3 separate regions of the Homo sapiens genome follow, and all the other regions are linked to region 1. The links are chromatin loops, found by intact Hi-C in ENCODE. Cell type or tissue: endothelial cell of umbilical vein. All regions are shown on one strand.

Evidence for each region. A loop is a pair of places that touch in the nucleus more often than their neighbours do. Peaks named below come from ENCODE experiments on the same cell type or tissue, not always from the same donor. Only the 100,000 strongest peaks of a DNase experiment are listed, where the experiment ranks them.
Region 2: it touches region 1 in a loop (3-fold over the local background); 14 of 110 quality-filtered maps call a loop at or near these places.
Region 3: it touches region 1 in a loop (7-fold over the local background); 10 of 110 quality-filtered maps call a loop at or near these places.

Annotation. Positions count from the first base shown.
Region 1 is chr10:52,313,204-52,315,703 of GRCh38, forward strand. It overlaps DKK1 (dickkopf Wnt signaling pathway inhibitor 1), which reads left to right and starts at 1,078. Exons shown (of 4, transcript NM_012242.4): 1 at 1,078-1,474; 2 at 1,720-1,882. The coding sequence starts at 1,232. It overlaps PRKG1-AS1 (PRKG1 antisense RNA 1), which reads right to left and starts at 925. Exons shown (of 6, transcript NR_038277.1): 1 at 431-925; 2 at 195-282. In endothelial cell of umbilical vein, a CTCF peak has its summit at 1,384; DNase peaks (open chromatin) are centred at 158 and 1,358; H3K4me3 peaks cover 2,500 bases; H3K27ac peaks cover 2,436 bases.
Region 2 is chr10:52,666,748-52,669,247 of GRCh38, forward strand. All of the region lies in intron 1 of LOC105378305 (a long non-coding RNA gene), which reads right to left. Among named protein-coding and RNA genes, the nearest start is that of MBL2, 100 kb to the right of the region's middle. In endothelial cell of umbilical vein, no CTCF peak of the experiment used is centred here; a DNase peak (open chromatin) is centred at 1,484; H3K27ac peaks cover 1,338 bases.
Region 3 is chr10:52,442,612-52,445,111 of GRCh38, forward strand. No RefSeq gene overlaps it. Among named protein-coding and RNA genes, the nearest start is that of LNCAROD, 27 kb to the right of the region's middle. In endothelial cell of umbilical vein, no CTCF peak of the experiment used is centred here; a DNase peak (open chromatin) is centred at 1,050; H3K27ac peaks cover 2,045 bases.

The sequences.
Region 1 (2,500 bases):
AAGGTTGTTTCTTTTCTCCCTAGAAAGGGTATTGCGTGGTCCCGTGCAAGGTAAGACTTGGGAGCAAACCCTGCATTCGGAAGCGTTGCGATGTGATATACTAATGAGGAAGTCAGGCGCTAAGCCCTAAGGGTTTCTTATTTCTCCACATTAGCCCACCACTGAGAAGGGAGAACCGGGGAAAGGCGACTGACCTGGCACGTTGGACCCTGTCCGCTTTGGTCCCGGCCACTTTGATCTCACGCGTCTGCCTAATCAAGTTCATCTACCGCCGCGATTGCCCTGATTCAAAGAACAACATTAAATGGTTTGATTATCGGATGGTCATTTCCCTCTTCCCTCCACCCCTGATCTAATTTCTAAACGCCAGTCTCTCGCCTCCCTCTCTAAACTTCCCATCAAAAGAGAATTAGCTCTTCTTCCTTCTTACCCTCGTTTGATGTGCAAATTTCCTTCTCTTTGCACATTTTTCTCGCAGTGGCGGGGGGAGGTGGGGGAGGAGGGCAACTGAAGGACCTCAAAGCCGGGGATCTAACTCAGATCTGCAAACTGCGACTCTAAAGGGTTAATGAGCAACTTGCACCCGCCACCTGGCCCTCTCAGAGGCGTCTTGCTAGAGCCATTGAATTACAGACCGGTTTGTATTTAATACTGAATATGACTTGTGTGCACAGTCAGCGAGTATTGGCATAAAGGAGAGGGGCAAAAAGTGCTTTTGCAGAGCCTATCACCCCTCGGCTCTGTAAAGTATTTCAGATCCGGATAATTCAACCCTTACTGCCAGGCAAGGGCACCCAAGTTCCCAGAGTTCCTGCTGCCGCCTGCATTTATTAAAGTCGTCTGCTATAACGCTCGCTGGTAGCCTTCACCCCGAAGGTGAGCCGGGCCAGCCGAGCGACTAAGCAAGGGAGGGGCGGGGTGAAGAGTGTCAAAGGCCCCCCTTCATGTACACAAACACACCCCCTCCCAGCCCCTCCCAGCGCTTTGAAATCCCATCCCGGCTTTGTTGTCTCCCTCCCAAGGGGCCGGAATGCTCCGGGCCCGCGGTATAAAGGCAGCCGCGGTGGCGGTGGCGGCGCAGAGCTCTGTGCTCCCTGCAGTCAGGACTCTGGGACCGCAGGGGGCTCCCGGACCCTGACTCTGCAGCCGAACCGGCACGGTTTCGTGGGGACCCAGGCTTGCAAAGTGACGGTCATTTTCTCTTTCTTTCTCCCTCTTGAGTCCTTCTGAGATGATGGCTCTGGGCGCAGCGGGAGCTACCCGGGTCTTTGTCGCGATGGTAGCGGCGGCTCTCGGCGGCCACCCTCTGCTGGGAGTGAGCGCCACCTTGAACTCGGTTCTCAATTCCAACGCTATCAAGAACCTGCCCCCACCGCTGGGCGGCGCTGCGGGGCACCCAGGCTCTGCAGTCAGCGCCGCGCCGGGAATCCTGTACCCGGGCGGGAATAAGTACCAGACCATTGACAACTACCAGGTGAGAGGGGTCGGGCACTCAGAGGATGCTCTGACCTTGAAAGGGTCCTATCTGGAGACGAGGGAGTAGAACGTGCTGAATGTGTGCGGTTCAGGGAGCATTTGGTAACCCTGCATTTGGGAGCAGTGGGCAGTAACAGGTTTTGGAGAGGTGGACAGATAAGGACTGTGATCAGCGCCCGGGTCCAAGAGGGCGGGTACCTGGACGTCTGGGTGCCTCACCCTCTCCCCGAACCCTTCCCACAGCCGTACCCGTGCGCAGAGGACGAGGAGTGCGGCACTGATGAGTACTGCGCTAGTCCCACCCGCGGAGGGGACGCAGGCGTGCAAATCTGTCTCGCCTGCAGGAAGCGCCGAAAACGCTGCATGCGTCACGCTATGTGCTGCCCCGGGAATTACTGCAAAAATGGTGAGTCCTGAAAGCTCCCTTTCACACTAAAACTGTCCAGCCTTTGAGCGTCTATGAATTGGGCGGGGGCGGGGGGTTGGGGGGGGTGGGGGGAGAAATCTCCGCCCTGAGAACACTGCGGCGCCACCTGCAAATGGGTGTTCAGCATGCAGGATTCCGCTGAAGTATCTTCATTGCAAGTGTTTAATCGGGAAGAAGAGAGAAGTTGGGAGGTCTCTGAGGTCCTTATCTTCCTCCGTGTCCCTCAATGATTCAATACAACGGTTCACCTCGTAGTGGACTCTTCCATAAAAATTTGTCTGGGGAGAACCTTGAGGTCAATTGAGAAGGGGGATGATGAGGAGGACGATGGGATCATACAGATATCAAAGAAACCAGCTTTGGCGTTCAGCTGTCCTTTTCATTTTTCTTATTGTGATTCTCACAGTTTTGCCAGACTGGCCTCGCCTTCTGATTTTTGCTGAAACTGTTGTCAGCCAGAGGACTGATTTATCTGCATTGGCCATTTTTAAGAGAGATCTTGGTACCCTCACAACTTGACTTCTCCATCCTTCCCCCTCCCTCTACCCTCTGCTGCCTTAATATAAGTACTCCTCCCCCCAACCACAGATCCACTAA
Region 2 (2,500 bases), 350 kb after region 1:
TTGAAGGGAACTACCTTTCATCAAGGTTGCATTTGTGGGAGATTTCTGCAAAAGAAAGAGTGAGCTGCATTTGGAAAGAGAGGTTGGATGCTAAACAAAAGCAAGCAAACAAACAAAGCAAAACAAAAAATAAAACAGTAATGACATTCTTTAACAGAAACTGGTTAAAATAGAGTTTCATACTAATTCTAATGAAATCCAAGCAACCAACTTTACAAGACTGTTAGTATAACAGGATATGCAGGCTCCAGTTATTTACTGCTGCTAACAAAATATCTGCAAATCTTAGCAGTTAAAGACAACCACCATTGTATTATATCTCACAATTTTGAGTTAGGAATTTGGACAGGGCTCAGCTGGGTGATTCTTCTGCTCTATATGGTATCAGCTAAGGTTATCAGTGATATCTAGTTGGTGATTAGGTTGATCTGGAGCATCCCAGATGGCTTCATCATTTCTGTTCACTTGGGAGGGATGACTGAAAAGCTAAAATGAACTGGGACTGTTAACTAGGGCACGTATCAATGGCTTCTGTAGCAAGGTAGCCTCAGAGTAGTTAATTTCTTACATGGAAGCTCATGGATGTCAGGGAGAGAGTTTCAAGAGGCCTGAGGAAGTTGCAAGCCTTCCTGTTATCTGTACTCAGAAGCCCAGGATGTAACATGCTATTTGGTCAAGCAAGTTACTAAGGCTAGTAACTTGAATTGCTATTCTTTGCTATTCCTCCCACCAAGAGATGGAATCTAATTCCCCTCCCCTGAATTCGAGGGATCTTTAATCTACCACAGCATGGAAGTTAATGTTGAATCAAGTTATTAAATTTCCTCCATATATTTTCAGAGATGCTTTAAATTTCTAACTTTATTTACCCCTATGCCCAAGCAAGTAAACATTTAAAGGCTAATCAAGTGCTTAGCTATAGCTAAGTGTCATACACTGATGATGGCTAAATAAAGCTAAACCTGTGTACTGGTAGACATTACTCACAGCTCAAAACTTTGTGAATTTTGAATTGATAGAACTTAGTTGAGCCACTTGATTAATGTCTCTGAAACATCTTGTATTACTGTATATCCCAATATAATATAAACAAGTAATACAATATGAGAATAATCAAAAGAATGGTATTCACTTAGATATATCATTAAAATAATATATATGCATAGGCAGATGTCAGTCAGTGTTTCAACTCATTTCTATTTAGACATACATAATAGTTTTAAAAAAAGACTTTGGAAGTGTGCCAAAATGAATTGGCACAAAATAATGAGTGGGTAAAAAAATTAGACCACTGGGAATATTTAAAAATCCAACTTTTGGGTACTCTGCTATTTTCTTAGTTTTGCATAGTTCCATAAAACACAAATAGCAGTTTTACTGTTGCTTTTCTGTTGTTTTACAAGCTTAATGTTGGCTGCCAGGGCTATGATGCAGTCAGCATTTTTAGACTGGCATGCATGAAAACATTAGATCCGAGAAGAGAGGCTCAGCATCATTGATATCCTGTAGTGTTTTGTTTCGGGAAATGCCATGCTGGTGATTATAAAGGATGAAGTCATATATTTCTACCAACCACATCCTACCATTATGGTAATTCTAATTGTAGTAAGCTGTGGAATCAATGACAGATAATTAAAAAAAAAAAGAAACAAAATAAAACTTAAAATGTTTGTGAACCTTTTGTTTAATCAAATAACTTTACAAAAAAAAGGTACATTATGGTTCTGGAAGAACAAAAAAATGAGGAATGTATTAGTTTTTATTTGAGGATTTCTGAATGTACACAAAGCTATTATCAGTATTATTATCAACATCATTGTATGAAGTTTTTGTCTTAATGGACTCACGGTTGAAGTTAAGCATACCAGCCTATGACAAATCATGCTGCCTTTCTCTAATTATAGTACCATTAACTAATTCTCTACCAACATATATTCTTCTGCTATAGACAGCCTATTATTTTCTGCTTTTTTCTTACCACTAAAACCACAAAATTAGAATTGGAAGGTAACGTTGGTACTTCTCTGGGACTCATTCCCACTAGTGGAGTCAATATTTGCTGAAAGCTGGGTTCAGTAAGGGAATAGATACTTGCCTTGCCATGATGTGATTTTGCATATTGGTCTGTTTCACAATATCAAGCTCATTAATGGAGACAAATCTTTCCCTTCCTTTCTTCTTGATCTCAAGATTTAAAAAGTGTTAGATTTGGCCAGGCGTGGTGGCTCATGCCTGTAATCCAGCACTTTGGGGGGCCGAGGTGGGCAGGTCACGAGATCAGGAGTTTGAGACCAGCCTGGCCAACATGGTGAAACCCCTTCTCTACTAAAAGTATATAAAAAAATTAGCCGGGTGTGGTGGTGTGCACCTGTAATCCTAGCTACTCTGGAGGCTGAGGCAGGAGAATCGTGTGAACCTGGGAAGTGGAGGTTTCAGTGAGCCAAGATCGCACCATTGCACTCTAGCCTGGGCCACAGTGCAAGACTCTGTCTCAAAAATA
Region 3 (2,500 bases), 130 kb after region 1:
TTATTTAATATTTATTTAACACCTTCAAACTGATAGGTTCAATTCCCAATATAAAAAGCCACAAAATTTGTTCTGAAGAGTGGATCTAATTTACAAAGAAAATCTTAAAATAGATTACAGTCATGGTCATGGGGCCATTGGTGATGCCTCTGATGATGTCATGGATGTAGTATTGTAGTGGAAAGTTCTACCCTCAAACTGCTTGGCTGTGAGGTTGGCTGCATCACTGAGTAGCTCTGTCACCTTGGGCAAGTTACTTTTTTAATATCTCAATTTCCTCATCTGAAAAATGGGATTAAAAATAGCACCTCTTTCATATCTCAGAGCAGATTAAGAGATCTGATTATGGCATATTTAGTACAGTACTTTACTGTCATGTAGCGAGCACATAGAACATGTTAGCTATTATTATGAAGACTTTATGTTCAGCACATAGAATTTGTAAAACTACAGAAATAAGAGAAGAATAAATTGGTGCTTATTTTTATGGAGAGAAAGCCCTTCACAAACAAATTGGACTACATACTTCATCTATCAATCAGCTGACCTAACACTCCTCTGGTTCCTCCCAAAACAAAAATCAACAAACACATATAATTAAATTTTGAACTGGTAGGTTGGTTCGTAAGTTTCTACCTTGAAATGACAATAGAATTTGCTGAGATGCCTGCATCCCCACTTCAGCTCTTTAAAGATGCAACTACAGTAGAATCTCCTGTGTGATATTACATCGCCTAGTGTATCTTTTAGGGGGCTGTTTTATTTTCTCCTAACTTTTCTCTCTCTGTTGCTTTCCATGTAAACTAGTGCAACTTCTTTTTAATTAAAAAACATCCGAGGTCAGTTAGGAATGTCCTTGTGACTCCTTTGTGTATTATAAAATAGACCCTCTGGGGAAATGAATCATGCTATTATCTGGTTAGCTGGCTCATGCTAGCGAAAATACAATAAAAATACCCTTTCAAATAGTCTTCCACACCCTTCTTGTTCTTTTCCCCATCTAGTCTCCACATTGCTGACAGAACATGTAGTCACTTGTTCAGTATCAGCCTTTTGTATCAGCATAAAAGCTCCAGGAGGACAGGGACTATGTCTTTTTCTTCCACACTTTATCCTCAGGAAACAGTGTGGTGCCTGATTCATAGCACTATACTCATTAAACATTCAGTAAATGAATAAATGAATATCCAACTGTTAGCTGGAAAAATAAAACATGTTGGATGCCAACATCAGTTGACTTGGAAGTAGTGGGCCAACTATTGGCTAAAGAACCACGCAAGCATTACTCCCTGAAGAATTTATTTGTGAACCTTAGTGGAATGTTTACTGGTCTACCAGGAGATAAGAGAGAACAAGCATAAAAAGTGAGTCATTAAAGTTAGGAATTTTAATAGCAATTTGCTATTTAAATGTGTGTTGACTGATGACTTAAAATAGATGAATCATATTTTTGAGGATCAATTACATTTCATTTTTATTAGAATTTGCACAGAACCAGAACTGGAATGGACTACAAACACACACATTTCTCTCTTCAGATATTCCATCAAAAGAATGGTTCATGTAAATGAAAGTGAACCAGTTGTGTTAACCCAACTTAGTAATAGCCTTACATTGCCCTTTGTTCATGTAGTAATGGAAATTGTTTTTTTCTCATTATATGTGTAATACATATCCAATGATTATGAAATATCAACAAATACAAATATTCCCCTTCCAAAAAGGAAAGAAATATCTTGTTTAATTTTACCCTGAGATAACTTAGATTAATAATTGAAATTATATCATCCTACTCATATATGTATTTTTAGTAAGCGAATTATACCAAAATTCATGTTAATTTTTTAAATCTTCTATTCTAGGTATAATATCTACATTGAAATCAAACTATATAAAACATTAAGAAAATGAAAATTTCATGTAATCTTATGCCCTAGTGACATTCTACATAAAATTTGGTGCATAGACCTATGATGATATGTTTCCATTACTGGCTTACTAGGAGATAAGTAAAGAGAGAATTCACATACAAAGTGAGTCAATAAAGTTAGAAACTTTAATAGCAACTTGCTGTTTTAATTGTATTTTTGTCACCAGGGAATTAGAAATAATAATAATAACTTTAAAAAAATGTGGCTCTTCACTTCAGATAGATGGAGAAGCACTGGACTAGTGAGAATTTTATTTATATTAGTTCAGATCATTTTCAATCCATGTGTTACTATAGCTATATCTTTATCTATAGCTATATATTTATCTATCTATATCATGTATATAAATATACACACACATCTATCTATATACACAGATACATATATTAATTGACAAGGTATGTTTAATTAAAATATATACAAATATATACAAATATATTTATTGATTTTTATACTTATGGGGCAAATAGTTTTCAATCTTCAAAATAGCTGTAGAAGTTTGTTATAATGTTTATCTATTTCTCAAACAGGTGTGTGTTTATAAACTTAGTAGCACATTTTCAGCAGAG